Linked DNA regions of Mus musculus: all the other regions are linked to region 3. The links are chromatin loops, found by intact Hi-C in ENCODE. Cell type or tissue: heart. All regions are shown on one strand.

What was found. A loop is a pair of places that touch in the nucleus more often than their neighbours do. Peaks named below come from ENCODE experiments on the same cell type or tissue, not always from the same donor. Only the 100,000 strongest peaks of a DNase experiment are listed, where the experiment ranks them.
Region 1: it touches region 3 in a loop (5-fold over the local background); 8 of 42 quality-filtered maps call a loop at or near these places.
Region 2: a loop joins it to region 3, with 16 times the contacts of the local background. A loop is called at or near these places in 8 of 42 quality-filtered maps.

The regions. Positions count from the first base shown.
Region 1 is chr13:68,567,167-68,572,166 of GRCm38, reverse strand. It overlaps Mtrr (5-methyltetrahydrofolate-homocysteine methyltransferase reductase), which reads left to right. Exons shown (of 15, transcript NM_172480.3): 7 at 944-1,097; 8 at 2,075-2,163; 9 at 3,215-3,395. Among named protein-coding and RNA genes, the nearest start is that of Mtrr, 13 kb to the left of the region's middle. RefSeq lists an enhancer at 1-639. In heart, CTCF peaks have their summits at 2,172 and 2,378 (motif pointing right); no DNase peak of the experiment used is centred here; H3K27ac peaks cover 480 bases.
Region 2 is chr13:68,579,854-68,584,853 of GRCm38, reverse strand. Mtrr (5-methyltetrahydrofolate-homocysteine methyltransferase reductase) reads left to right here and starts at 2,685. Exons shown (of 15, transcript NM_172480.3): 1 at 2,685-2,789; 2 at 4,139-4,303. The coding sequence starts at 4,175. Fastkd3 (FAST kinase domains 3) reads right to left here and starts at 2,644. Exons shown (of 7, transcript NM_027123.5): 1 at 2,504-2,644; 2 at 1-1,315. The coding sequence starts at 1,292. In heart, no CTCF peak of the experiment used is centred here; a DNase peak (open chromatin) is centred at 2,713; H3K4me3 peaks cover 2,224 bases; H3K27ac peaks cover 1,784 bases.
Region 3 is chr13:66,930,494-66,935,493 of GRCm38, reverse strand. Mterf3 (mitochondrial transcription termination factor 3) reads left to right here and starts at 2,422. Exons shown (of 8, transcript NM_025547.4): 1 at 2,422-2,559. It overlaps Ptdss1 (phosphatidylserine synthase 1), which reads right to left and starts at 2,664. Exons shown (of 13, transcript NM_008959.3): 1 at 1,808-2,664. The coding sequence starts at 1,986. In heart, no CTCF peak of the experiment used is centred here; DNase peaks (open chromatin) are centred at 2,123, 2,413 and 2,683; H3K4me3 peaks cover 2,842 bases; H3K27ac peaks cover 1,850 bases.

The DNA of each region.
Region 1 (5,000 bases), 1.6 Mb before region 3:
GGGGTCCGAGATTTTACGTGGTCATTTGAACTCTGACCATAAGCCCGTCTGCATCTGCTCACTCTGTGAGGGTCCTTCAGCCATGAATTCAGCCATTTGTCTTGAAGAATGTCCCAAGAAGTGAAATCAGAGCATGCGAAGTCTTGTGTGAGAGTTCAGTAGAGCTTCCTGGTAGGAAAAAGAGATGACAGGCATCTTAACCTAGTGGTTTTGTGTCTGTTAGTGATGGAATCCACATGTCTATTGAATGTGCAGGTATGGTGTGTGTGTGTGTGTATGTGTGTGTGTGTGTGTGTGTGTGTGTGTGTGTGTGTGCCGGATGGTTATGTTAGGGATCTTCCTGGAATACTCTTCCATCTCATTCTTTGAGGTAACCTCTCTGTCAAACTCAGAGCTTTCCATATGACTGGTTTCTATAAACGGCTTGCTGTTAGATGGGCTTCACTGTCTCCACCTTCCAAGACTGGATTTACAAGTGGGAACACACCCAACTAGCAATTATATGGATTCTGAGAATCTGAACTTCAGTCTGCAAACTTACTGGCTTTATCTACTCCTGGCATGTATATTTTGTATAGGTTTTTAACGATCATGCCTCACTCACTAAAGGCTGGTCTCAGTTCAAGACTTCTGCCAGCCTCTGGCTCCCAAGTGATGAGATCGAAGGTGTGCACCATCACACCCAGTGTGTATCATGTGTATGTGTACACCACACACAAATACACACCCACACACACTCATACATTGGTCTTGTTTGGAATAACTATTGATGAAAGAGTTTGTTTGATAAATTGGACTTATTCATTGGGTTCTTTTGGTTAGAATTAGTTGTGAGTCCCTGTACTAAGAGAGCCATAATGGAAACAGCTATTGTTACTCTATACCTCAGACTTTTCTAATGCATAGGATTTTCCTTTTCTATTTCACCTTGGTCCTTCTCTAGAAAATAGAGTTTTCCCATCAACCTGGAGACTCCTTCAATGTGACCTGTCCAAACAGTGATCGTGAGGTAGAAGAACTGCTCCAAAGGCTGCAGCTGGCTGATAAACGAGCTCACCGTGTCATCTTGAAAATTAAGACGGACACTAAGAAGAAAGGTAGGACAGATGGCGGACATGCCCAACATCCTGTGTGCTGGCTGCGTAGATGCTGCAGCTCAGCCATATGCCGTGCCTGTGCGTACACACACACAAACCACACATACACACACAAACCACACATACACACACAAACCACACGTACACACACAGCCACAAGCAAGCCCTGTGCAGATGGGTTCTTGCCACTGTTCTTTCTTACAGTGACTAGGGTGGTGATGGGCTTTACATGTTTTGAGCACTATGGGCACAAGAGGAGCCTGAGACTTTATGTAAAATTCCTATCAAGTTTATTTCTCCTACTGATATTTTATTATATAAAAATACTTTCTGTGTTTAAAAGAAACTTTATTATTTAAAGTATTAATATTGCTTGCATATAATCTTTAACTTACTCAGTCCTAAAGTTCCTGTTTTTCAAAAACAGTTGTTTTTATTTTGTCTGGTGTGTGTGTGTGTGTGTGTGTGTGTGTGAGAGAGAGAGAGAGAGAGAGAGAGAGAGAGAGAGAGAGAGCGAGAGCGAGAGCGAGCGAGCGAGCGAGCGAGAGCGCTGTGTTGAGGCCAGGAAAGGACTTTGGATTCCTCTGGAGCTAGAGTGTAAAGGCTTGTGGGTCTTGGGAACTGGGCTCCTCTAGAAGAGCAGCTAGCGTGCTCAGTAACTGAGCCATCTCTCCAGCCCCTGAAGTTAACTTTAAATGGAACATGATTATCTATTGCCATTTTGTTATTTAATTTTAGGTCGTTTTATTTTATTTGGTACACTTTGGATTTATCATTCTTTTCCTTTTATGAATTGCCCACCCCACCCCCGGCATATTTATTTCATCCAGTCGCAGCTGGAACATTGCCATAAGTCATCACACTTGGTAGCATTGTAGTGCAGAGTGCTGCAGCTAGCACTGTGTGGTGAATGCACATTCTAAAAATGTGTTTGTTGTTGTGCCTTCTCTCTGGTCTCTTCCTGCCTCACCTGCAAGGAGCTGCCCTGCCTGCGCATGTGCCTGAGGGGCGTTCTCTCCAGTTCATCCTCACCTGGTGTCTTGAAATACGAGCAGTTCCTAAAAAGGTAGGTCTCTGTGCTTGAAGATGGACAGGGCTCTGTTAAGGACACTCAGATAAGCCTGATACTGGCCCTTAGAGCTATGGACGATAGCGTGTTCAGATGTGTCTTCACACCTCCTGCATTAATTACTACCCATCTGTGCAGTGCCACTTGGTTACTGCTGCATGGGAAACCTTGGGGAAATGGAAGGGAACGTTGAGGTAGACTGAGCCACTAGAGGGCAGTGTTACACCAGGAACTGTATTTCAAATGCTGGCGGCTGACTTTGTTTCTAAACATTGTGTAAACTAGACATTTTCTAAACCGCTTTACTGGACTGGCGCTGTCTGAGCAGAGAGTCTGTGGCAATTAAAGACAAGCTCCCACACTGCTCTGTGGAGGCGCCTGCCGCACGGCTGGCCTCGGGAAGCAAACGGAGTTCATTTGGATAAGAACGTCTTTCTGTTTTAATTTTACCAGCTTTTTACATTTTACAAAGTATAGGAAAATATATTTCTACTCTGCAAACCATGCTGTATAAGAATGCCTATACGGAGGTGACATGGGAAGTAACGGTTGTGTGCTTGCACCCTCAGAGTTTAAGTCTGGAATCTCATCCCTCTTCCACAGCAAGACGTCTGGTCTGTGTGTTCTGGGGCAAAGACTGAGGGTATTTTTAACGGGTGCACCATAATTTGTTGGCTTGATCATGAACATACGAGCTGTTCTAGATTTTTTTCTATGGAGAAAAATAATGTCAAAGCAGAAGTTTCTGTACTGCGATAGTCTTTGTACAGGTGTTTTAAACATTTGTATAAAATAGTCTTTAGAGTACAACTGATATCTTAAATGGTTTATACTTTAAAACTGTGCAGTATTTTCTGCTGTTTGAGCTTGTTCTTTCTCATTTCTTTGGTCTTTTATTTATTTGTTTGTTTGATTTCTTATTTATTTGTTTATTTATTTATTTATCTGTTTATTTGAGACAAGCTCTCACCCTGTAACTGTGGCTGGCCTGGAACTTACAGGGCCAACCGTAACCCCAGAGTAGCCCACAACTAGCCTCTTTCCTCAGGCCTTTTTGCGGGCCCTTGCCGAGCACACCAGCAGTGCCACTGAAAAGCGGAGGCTGCAGGAGCTGTGCAGTAAACAAGGAGCCGCTGATTACAACCGCTTCATCCGAGATGCCAGCGTCTGCCTGCTGGACCTCCTGCTCACCTTCCCGTCCTGCCAGCCTCCGCTCAGCCTACTGCTGGGTGAGTCACCCCTTCCTTCCATGGCCCCAGGCAGGCCTCCTGCACTTTAGTGAGCCTCTGCATAGTGAAGAAGGCCGGCTATTCCTGTCTCACAGTGAGTTCCATGCAGACACAGTGTGGACATGGCCAAATGGGGCTGGTGGGTACAAGTCAGGAACCCGGGGCAGGTTTTATTTTCAGACTATAGTAACATCTTTTTAGAGATTGGGTCCCTCTTCCACACTCTGAGTCTTTTTTTTCCTTGTTATTTTTTCCTTCTATTAATTATCCAGTTGTACTTTTTTATACTTAGAATTTAGCATCTTTTCTAGTTTATTTTCTTCAGTGATGAGGTAATTTAGCTGAATTTTCCTAACGTCAACATTGAGAGGGAAAGGATGTCCCTCATCGAATCCAGTCGGACGGACGGCATAGAGCACGTGCTCTGGGTGAATGCAGGGACATCTCAGGCCCTGTGGATTCAGAAGCGCAGCTTTCCAGGACAGTTGGGCCTTTGTCATGCAGGGACAGGCCTGGGGCACGGGGAGCCTGTAGGATCCTGTAGCCTTTCCTACTTTCCTGCCTTTGTTTTGTTTTGTTCTGTTTTTTGTTTTTGTTTTTTTCGAGACAGGTTTTCTCTGTGTAGCCCTGGCTGTCCTGGAACTCACTTTGTAGACCAGGCTGGACTCGAACTCAGAAAACCGCCTGCCTCTGCCTCCTGAGTGCTGGGATTAAAGGTGTACACCAGCACGCTCGGCCTTTGTTTTATCCGTAATGGGGCAGAGCCAGATGTTACCATTCACGTGTACACCATGAAAACATATGTAGTCCTCTTGGTAAGCCATCAGGCCTTTCAAGGCCTGTGCAGGGAATGACTAGTCAGGGATTGCTTTTTCTTCCCATGACTTCTTAGTGTTCTTTTTCTTTGACTTCCTCCTAAAATGTTTAAAAAGCAAAAACAAAAACAAAATCATTATACGAAGCTAGTCTCCCGCATTCTTTCTAAGCCAGCTTGGCTGGTGCTTTCTGGCTTAGTGGTACAATGGGAGTCGTAGAGGTTAGTACCTAGCCAAAACACAAGTTAGGAGCCAGAGGGAGTCATTAGGACATACAAAATTGAAATTTTCCATTTCTTTAAGAAAAATTAACACATCTAAAACTTAAGATGAGCACTGTGCCGGTCTTTGTTTTCCTGCTTTACTAAGACCGAGCTTAGAAGGAACTTTTAAATGGTTTGCCCAGACAAATTAAAAATAAAACAAATTATTCACAAAAATTCTAAAATTTGTAAGCAGATATTTCAAATATGGACCATTTACTGTTACTGTTACTGTTACACAGGTCGCTGTGCATTCTTAAACCACTGGGATTCTGCTGAAGTTGCTTTGAGAAAGTCTCCCACCATACACTTAAGTTTTTATTAAGTATATGAACACAAGAAGGAAACGTACATCTTACTCCTAAGTATTTCCTAAAATATCTGTCTTTGGTATCTTTGAGGTCTTGACTTTTTTTCACCTCTGAAAGCTCTGGGCTGTGTCTCTGGAGATGACCCTTAGACAGGCGAAAGCAATGAGCCTGCTGACCTCTTCCTGCTCTGCCCTAACTGTGCTCACCCTGAGACCA
Region 2 (5,000 bases), 1.6 Mb before region 3:
CTAAACAGGGCAGGGGCGTTTGGTGGCACGTAATTGAGCTTTCCAAATGGCTCAATTAGCTCGGCAATCTGACTAGGTGAAAGTCTGTCCCACTGGCAAACAACGATCTCTGAGACTACGTCGAAGATGGGCTTGGAGAGAATCCGTTTCCTGCTGCAGTACCCCATCACGGAGCTGGCCACAGCGGGGTCCAGGGAGAAGCACAGGGCGGACACATGTTGCTCTAAGGCCTCTGTGAAGAACCTGTCACTGTGTCCGAAATAGACAAACGCCTCCAAGACCTTCCTGAGCTCTTCGTTGGTAAAACGGGGGATGTATCTCACAACGTACTTGCCCAGCTTTATAAGCAGTGGGAGTGCGTGAGTCTGGTCCAGGGCCACTAAGGCGGTGAGGACATGGCTAATGGATTTAGGGCTCAGGTAGGGAACTACTGAAATGGAGAAGTTGTTTAATGTGTTTAAGAACATCTGGTGTTTGTCTACTTCTTCAGGACACACCTGCAGAATCCTATAAACGGACGTGATCTCCTCTGGAGCAAATGTTTCCACACTTTTACTTTGAAGTTGACGGACAACCAGCTTCAGGGTCTCACAACTCGCACCTTGAAGCATGGCCAGACTTTCCCCAAGGACACAAAGATGGTGGACTTCGAGGTTGCCTCTTTGGAGACGACGTTGGCATTCTGCCACCAGGCTCAGCATCAGGCTACTTTGAGGATCTGCAGGCAACAACGTAAGCAGAGATTGCAAAGCTGTCACCAAACCAGCATTGGTCAGGTGTGAGGGGTCTCGCTCACACCGGAGGCAAAGAGCCTGGAAGGCACGGTTCTCCAGCACTCCTTCTGGCAGCCTTTGCTCACCATCCCTCCTCCCTATCTCACAGATCCTGAGTAGAGCTGCCATTGCCAGAGGGACAGGCAGGGTGTCCAGGGCACTTATGAAACTCAGCACTTCCTCAAAGGAAGTGAAGTAGCTTAGTCTCCTGAAAAGCATCTCTTCATCCTCGTTTTGAAGACTCTGTCCTGGCTGGTTCCATTCCTGCGCCTGGGAGGACCATGGCTCGCCCACGGGATGAAAGTCATTTCCCTTTTCTGAGTGGAAGTTTTTACAGTATGCGTGATGGAATCTGACCCTGAACAGCTCAGGTTGTAGGGAGCAGAAGCACACACTCAGGCGATCTGTGACTGCCTTTGGGGCATGACTGGCAGGGTGAATTTTCAGAGCAACCACAGCTCCAGGTATCCAAAGAATGGACTTATGACAAAAGGCCCTCCGCAGGGTGATGAACGCCATGCCATAGAATTCACAACATGTGACTTAGCATAAGAAAAACAAAAACAAAAACCATGGTCAAATGCTGAGAAAGACAACACCAACGCTACGAAACTAAGAATGAGTATCCCATGACAAAGATTAAAAAAAAAAAAGAACCTTGCAAAAATATTTTAAAAACCAAGGTTTACTTTTCCCACCGAGCCAGGAAACAAGAGAAAGCCTGGGAAGGGGGTCCCCACTCTCCTGGTCCTGATTGCCACACCCAATTGGCTGACACCCAACAGTTGCACCATAACTAGACAAGGCACCGGTAGAAGACATGCACACCCCTTTCTAGGCAGTGTCACTAGGTTTTTTTTTTTAAATGAACTATGCCTTATATCTAAACTCCTTGAGTCCTATGTGTATGTAAGGATCTCAGATTAATGTTTTACCACAACGTAATTCCTCTTCAAAGGCCATGTTCTATGGACAAAGTGAAGGGTGTGCACCAAGGCATGTCTCCTTTAATATGTTTAAAGTTGGCTGCTGATTAAATAGCCCCCCAAACCCCATAATCCTATACATAAGTTACTACTCAGGCTTTCAGGCTTACGCGTCTCTTCAGTTTTCAAAAAAGGCTATTTTTTGAGTAATCAGAACTCATTGACCTTGCTGCGCTCTGGCTCATTCTGAAATTTCTTTTCAGTGGCCCTTGAACACCTTAGTGTTGTCGGGTAGACTGAAGCATCATAGGGCTGACTTCCTGTGGCTTCACTGTGTCTGGGCGAGATGCTGGCTCCTAACCCTAACTGCGATCGCTGCCCAGCCCTTACTTTAAGTCCTGCCTATGGGCTAGGTTACTGTAATTCAGTTCGTCTGGTTGACGCTTTTCCCGCTAAGGACCCTGCAGCCCAAGGAAACCACCTCTGTGTACAGTGAAGCTGGGCGCGAAGAGGAAGAGCTGGAATTCAGATTCTACCTCCAAATCTCGACACTCACGTGATGGGGAAAGGGAACGTCAATGTTGATAATTGCGAGAGAGGAGGAGCAGCCGACAAGATTCAAACTCCGGGTATGAGCCGGGCAAAGCATGGTAATTCGCGCTGAGAAGCTGGGCTGGGGCTCACGCACAATCACAGAAAAGCAAGCGGAGCAGGGCAACGGCGGAGGCAGGCGCCGCGCGACCGGACCGGAGCCCACGGAGCACGAGTGGGGAAGCCCGGGGGTCCTAATCCCGAGACACTTACCGAGCGGCTCCAAGCCGCACCCGGGACAGGACAGACACGGAGCTTCCGAGCCCTGGGAGCGTCCGTACACGGACGCTGCCCCTTACCTGGAGAACATTCCGGCGCGTGCGCGGCACTAAGGCCACCCACCCACCCACATCCGGCGATCAGCGATTGGCCCAGGTCCGCCCGCATGTCTGTTGGCGGTCGTGCGGAGCATGCGTGCTGTGCCGCGCGCGTGCGCAGTGCTCCCGGACTGTGCCTGTCGGAGGAGAACGGGGTTCCGCGCGGGAATTCGCGCCTGGAGGTATTCGGCGGGGGACGGCGGGAGCGACGGAAGCGGTGGGGGAGCCGGGACTCGCGCCTGCGCAGTGGGGATGAGCCGCTGAGTTTTCCGGACCGCGGTGGGGTTCACGGGGAGCACTTGGGAGGCGGACCGCGGTGGGGTTCACGGGGAGCACTTGGGAGGAGTCGGCTCCGCCACCTTTCCCAAAACCTCGTGAGCTCGCACGTGTCACCCATTGGTCCTGTCGAGTCTGTGGCAGTGCTTCCCGATGAACCTTTGAAGGGTTTGTGTCCTAGCTCCCCAGCGGATAAGCCACAAGTGCTTAGAAACTAACTAGAGTTGATTCACTCAGGAAAAGATAATTTTATATAGGCCGGCTACCACTCAGCGTTAGCCACTGGATAGAATGGCGGAGTGTGGAATCCCAGAGCCCTTTATCTTCTTTTTCTCTTGGTTATCTCCGGGGTAAGGCATGAATTAGAAATACCGTCTCTGTGTAAAGTCCATGTACGCTGACTACTGATAGATGCAATGATGCCATCTTTGATGACGACCAGTGCTTTGATTAGGATCTAGCAGGAAACACGAACTCCCCAGTTTCACGTGAACATTGTACAGTTACAGTTTTGGTTTTTTAAAGATTACTTATTTATTTTATATATATGAGTATACTGTGGCTGTACTGATGGTTGTGAACCATCATGTCGTTTCTGGGACTTTGAATTCAGAACCTTTACTTGCTCCGGAGGATCCTGCTCGCTCCAGCCTAAAGGTTTATTTATTATTATATGTAAGTACACTGTAGCTGTCTTCAGAGGCACCAGAAGAGGGCGTCAGATCTCATTAGGGATGGTTGTGAGCTACCATGTGATTGCTGGGATTTGAACTCAGAACCTTGGGAAGAGCAGTCAGTGGTCTCTTAACTGCTGAGTTACAGTTTGTTTTTGTTTTTTGTTTTTGTTTTTTGTTTTTTTTTTGCTTTGTTTTTAAACGGCAGAAACAATAGCCTTTGTAAGCGACACTGTGTTTGAGCATGGCTTAGCCCCTTCACCATTCAGGCTTATGATCCTAATTCAGAGTACAAATGGGCAGAAAGGCAGATCACTCCTATAGTTAGGCACTAATGAATGACAGACACTTGCAAGACCCAACAGTAGCTAGAAATCAAGAGTGGGTTTCACGCCATCAGGGACAATTCAAAAACGTCACTTTTGTATACCTCCTGTCTTAATTCTCTCATACTGCGATTCGTTTAAAATCAGTGCTAAGGAACAAGTTTAGAGAAGGCTGTTTGAAATTATGTTTGGGTGTCCTGCGGGCTACCTGCTTCATTAAACAGTGTACCCCTTTCTTCCTTTTGTGGTTTTTAGTCTCACTGTTAGAGTTGCAGCTGATGACCTGAGGTGATGAGAAGGTTTTTGTTACTTTATGCTACACAGCGAGGACAGGCAAAGGCCATAGCAGAAGAAATAAGTGAGCAGGCTGTGTCACACGGGTTTTCCGCAGATCTTCACTGTATCAGTGAGTCAGAAAAGGTAAGAGCAGCTATTCCTGTGCATTTTCCTGTACTTTGTTGTGGAATGAGGCAGTATACCCATTTTTTGTTGCAGGGGGTTTGCCCAAGCTAGCCTTGAACTCACATTGTAGCTTTGGAGAAATGAACTTTGGATCCTCCTGCCAACTAGCTGAGTCTAAACACAGAATTATACATTTGAATTAGGTTTAAAAAAAACCTCACAGCCTCATTGCACTGCAGCCCATCTTCACTAGGATAGCTCCTGTTGCTCCTCGGTTCTTTCATTGTTTTAAAGTGTGTTTGTTTATTGGGACAGAACAGGGCTCTTTGTAGACCAGGCTGGCCTTGAACTCTAGAGAGCCACGGGCCTCTTTTATCTTTGTTTCTGCCTCACCTTGACCCTGTAAAACCCCTTTGCTCATGTTACTTGTGTGTGTGTGTGTGTGTGTGTGTGTGTGTATGTGTGTGTGCATATACCTACCCATGTACTGCCTTGCTGCTCAGCGTGTCCCTTGACAGATAATGGGCCTGTTTACTTCTCATGTTTTCCTGAAATACAGAATTCGATAACAGTCTGGGGGTAGATGGGGCTTTTCTTGTGTGCCATGTGGAGGGAAAAGTGTTAAACTCTTCTGACCTCCTGGTGCCATCAGCGAAAGTGAACTAGCCTTTGAGTTACTGGGCAGCGTTATTGAGGCATCTAGTCACAGCACTGT
Region 3 (5,000 bases):
ACCATAATTAGGCTCAAGAGTGAGTTCTCTCCAAAGCTAGAAATGTGACTGGCTAGATGCTATAGGAAGACAGGTCTCGTCTGCAAAAGAGTGGCATACTTTACAACAATGGAAGTGGCACCCCTAGGTAAGAATAACTGTTACCTACTGTTTCTATGTTTGAAGTAATTTATACAAATCAACATCTGCAATTTAGTCTATGCTGTCTCATGTGTGGTCTATGTTGTACAGTGCTGTCTCATGTGTGGTCTATGTGGTACAGTGCTGTCTCATGTGTGGTCTATGTGGTACAGTGCTGTCTCATGTGTGGTCTATGTTGTACAATGCTGTCTCATGTAGCATGGCATGCCTCTGGCCTCCCCTTTACGACATACCAGACATTTCTTCAAAACTTATCTTCCCCAGACTTTGACTGATTACTGATAAAAATATCAGGAAAAGCTGGGTGTGGTGGTTCAAGCTTATACTCACAACACTGGGCTAAGGCAGGAGTAAGGGTTAAAGGGTAGCTTAAGCTATACAGTCTAATCCTATCACAAACAAAAAGAAGGGTAAACACTGAGGACACCATATACCAGGTATTCTACTCAACAGTGCACACACTCATTTAGTCTTCCTAATCCTGAAGTGATTACAAACTCTTTATTCATTTTATAGGCATGGACCCTCACACTGAGAACAAAGTTAAATAACTTCCCTAAAATCACAGCCAGTTTTGAAATCTTGGTTACTCTTGGAAGCCATAATGGTTTGGTGGATAGGGTATGACTCCCCTCTCTTTAAAAAATGTAATTCAGATAATATAAATTATAAGACAGAAATAGGGGTGTGTATGTTGTAGGATCCATTAGCTCCTTGGCTGAGGTCAAGGGGCCACAGATACAATAGCTTTGTAAGGTACGAAATACACAGCTATTAGAAGTGATCTGAACATGTGTGTATATTTTTAGGGGAATAAGAGAGCCATGTTATGTTGTGTGCATTTTATGTGTTTTGTTTAGTGTGGTTAGCATTCTCTAGTCTCTAGATAATACACAACTGCTTGCCACTATCCCCTTTCAGCCAGTATTTTAGAGATGCATGAGAGGGCAGGATGTGCCCCTTGTGGTCAGCGGTAGCCTATAGAGTACAGTACATTGGAAATGATGGGTATTGGCTTGTGCTTCATGGGAGGCATCCACTGGGATGTGTGTCAACAGCGACTGCTGATGCTGTGGCATTGAGGTGGTGTTTGAGACTGGGAGAAGAGTTACATTAGATGACTTTGGGAAATGTATATAAAAGGAAAAACAGTGTGGTGCACCTCACATGTACATTTGTGTGTGTGCCTGGTAATACTGAATGCCAGAGGATTTTTCTGTGTATGGTGTGTGTTTTATGTGTGTAGTGTGAGTTGAAGGAGGTTCAATCATGAAATGGTTCATGCCATTTGCTGGAGACAGACCACGGATGAGTGGTTAGAGATCAGAGCCTTCTGATAGTGACAGAGAACGATACAGAGCAAGGGGTGTGGATCACCCAGCTAGGTGACCTGCATGAGTTCCTGGTGTGGTCCGACGTAGTGAATGAGAAAGATGGGATTTGGACATGAGGGGTGGCAGGTGGAAAAGTAGGCGGAGAGGACTGTAAGCCACGCGGTAGGCAGAGGAGCTGTGTGGCCCTTGTGTCCCCGAGCTTGCACGCGTGGAACAGCTACTCACTTCCTTACCACCAGCCACACCTGGCCACCCTCCCCTCTACTGCTTCTCGGTCTGTCGTCTCTGTCCTCCTCTCCCCGGCGCTCCGCGCGACTCCAGGCCAGACTTACCTGGTGAAGGCGAAGTACATGAGGCTGATGATGGTGAAGCTGAGCAGGGTGATGGTGTGCGGCCGGTAGAAGAAGTCTATGGTGATGTCCTCCACTTGCTGCTCGTTGATCATGCGGAAATGCATCCTGTAGTTCACATCATCCTTGCTCAGAGTCCTGCTCCCCACGCAGGACGCCATAGTTCTTCTCCCCGTCCTGCCGCGGCCCCGGAGGCCCCGGCCCTAGAAGGCTGGGACCCCGGCAGCGACGGACCGCAGCAGCGAAGGTGCCTGACGCTGGGGCGGGGTCTGGCACCCTGAGAAGGGTGCTAGCCCAGGGAAGGACCCGCGCGCGAGGGCGGGGTCGCGGCGCCACCACCGCGTCCCGGAGCAGGGGGAGAAGGCAGCCTGAAGAAGCAGCCTAGTAGGGCGACATCGTAGAGCTCTCACCCTCCCCACATTACGGCGGAGTGACTGATCCTGGGAACGCGGCGACCAGCTCCAGGGCCTGCAAACCCCAGGCCAGCTCTGTCCCGGTCCCCCGCGGCGTCCCTTCCCGCGCCGCCGCAGATGGTCTCGCCCATTCGCAGCGCAGCCCACGTGGGGGGCGGTGCCGGCCTAGCGTGGCGAATCGCCGGCTTGCGAAGCTACGGTGCACCGTATCCCCGGCGTAGGTTGCACGGTCGCTGTGAAGCAGGAGCGCGAGACCGCCGCCCGGCCGGATTACTGTCCGGCCTACCTGTACCCAGCAGCGTCCGGGAGCCTCGCGGCTTGGTAGGTATCGGTGACCCGGAGAGGAGGTTCGGGCTCGATCGGTCGGTACCTAAACCTTGTGGTGGCAACGTCGCCGGGCTTGTTCATCAGCTTCAGACTAAGGCCCCGAGGATGTCCCGGCTTCCTGCGGAAGTCCTTCCCGGATAAAGCCGGTTGGTTAAAGAGTCTAAGGACTGCGGCTGCGCTGCCCAGAGGCCCTTTATTACGAAGTGCATCTTTCATCATCGGAGCTCGGGATTAGTTGTAAAGATTTTGAACCTAGAAAAGCCTGTTTCGGCTCTTGTTCCTATTCCTAACAACAAAACAAGAGTGCCCGGTAACCGCTGAGAGCTGGCGTACCCTACTAATGAACTTGAGAGATTTTAAGGATTTTTTTTTTTCTTTTGCCCTCTTAATGTACATACCGTAAGGCGTTATTCACGAGTGCACATCTTTACTCGTTTCTGAGTCCTTTGTGTCTTTATTTGTCCTGGACTCACTTCCACTCAACAAACTGGAACCCTCCAAACCTCTAGCTTGGTGCTGAAAAGACCCTGGGAAGGTGGGTCTCGAGAGGGGGCGGGACTGTGCTGTCCTTCTGCACAGACTATCAATCATTGACATTGCTGAGACAGCAAATTTATGTGAAAAGGAGTGCACTGGCAAGTAAAAGTGGAGGGTGAACATTATTAGTCTTTAGCACTCAGATCTTTGAATGCAAATAGAATTTAACAGAGTCTACTAAATGTGGAAAGGGTATTGAATTTGATTCTGGACAGACTCTAGAATGAAATTGGGGTTCTGGGAGCTGGTTTGTAAGTACCCTAGAGCCCTTATTGTAATCCCCAACATTATAAAAAGTACTTTGATGCTGAGAGTGGACCAGTGTTTTTTTCTAGAATAGCATACGTAAAAGCATGTGGAGAATAGTGTCTGAACCTCCATCATCGTGGGCTACAGTGACATATCCAGTCTTGACTGTCAGGACCCCCACTTGTAGATTGGACCTGCCTGGCTGTGCTGAAGTTTCTCTCGAAGCTTGGTCTTGTCTAGGTGGCACAACTTAGTTCCTACTTTAACTATTTTGGAGATGAGAGGGAGTTTGAGGGGAAAATTGGCAGGCTTGGAAGCCCCTTTCCAACTAAAGTTTAGCAAAAATTGCCTATTCCACAAGGTTATTGCCAACACCGCCTTCCTATACCACTTCAGAAGGAAAGATTTGCCCTTGTATTATTCTTAGCAAGCATCCCCCAACTATAACAAGAGATTAAACTCTCAAATGTTTCTTCCTATTCAGGACATAAAACTATCTGAATCCTCTGGCTAGAGAAACAGAACACAACGGCATAAGTAAGAGTTAATTGACAGTTACAGGTTTTTTGTCTGTTTAGTTGAGAATACTGCTGGCTAACATTTATTGAGCACTTTCCATTTATTCATTTATTTGAGCCGTGTCACACTTGTAGAACTTTGAGCAATCTTGCCTCAGGCTTCTGAGTGCTAGGATTACAGGCATGACCTCCCCACTCCACGCTCCTTTATAGTGATTATTTTAATTAATATTTAGGTATTGTACTCAGTTCTTTCTGCTGTTTTGGTTTTGGAGTTGGTTACTTGTTTGGGTTTTATTCTTTTTCTTTTCTTTTAGGCAGTCTCACTACATTGTTCCTGCTTGACTTGAGCTTTCAGTGCAACATCTGTGTCTCAGGAGGAGAATTCTAGGAGGCCTTCACTCCCGGCCCAGCTGCTCCCTATTTTGACCCTTTTTGTTTGAAAGACTTTTTTTTTTTCCAAGCATAATTTTACCAAACCAATTTTGTTCAAGTCTGTTTTGAAGAACTGGGTCTCAGACTCGGTCAACAGTTTCACTGTTTTATTTAGGAATGTGACTCATTTAAGACGGTGGTTTTCTTTTCATTTACCTTTTGACTAATTTATAACCATAAGATATATTTTAATAACTCAGTATTATAGTAATCTGCAACATATTTTCTAAATATACTTCAAACCATAGGTTTTTTGTTTGTTTGTTTGTTTTGTTTTGTTTTTTCGAGACAGGGTTTCTCTGTATAGCCCTGGCTGTCCTGGAACTCACTTTGTAGACCAGGCTGGCCTCGAACTCAGAAATCCACCTGCCTCTGCCTCCCAAGTGCTGGGATTAAAGGCTTGCGCCACCATGCCCAGCTGATAGTTTCCTTTTTTTTTTTTTTAAAGATTTATTTATTTATTTATTATATGTAAGTACACTGTAGCTGTCTTCAGACCCTCCAGAAGAGGGCATCAGATTTTGTTACGGACAGTTGTGAGCCACCATGTGGTTGCTGGGATTTGAACTCGGGACCTTCAGGAGAGTAGTCGGTGCTCTTAACTACTGAGCCATCTCGCCAGCCCATAGTTTCTTTTAAAAAGCAGATTAACAGTTGATTTGGTTGCATTGTAATTTGAGCATTTACAAAAAATTT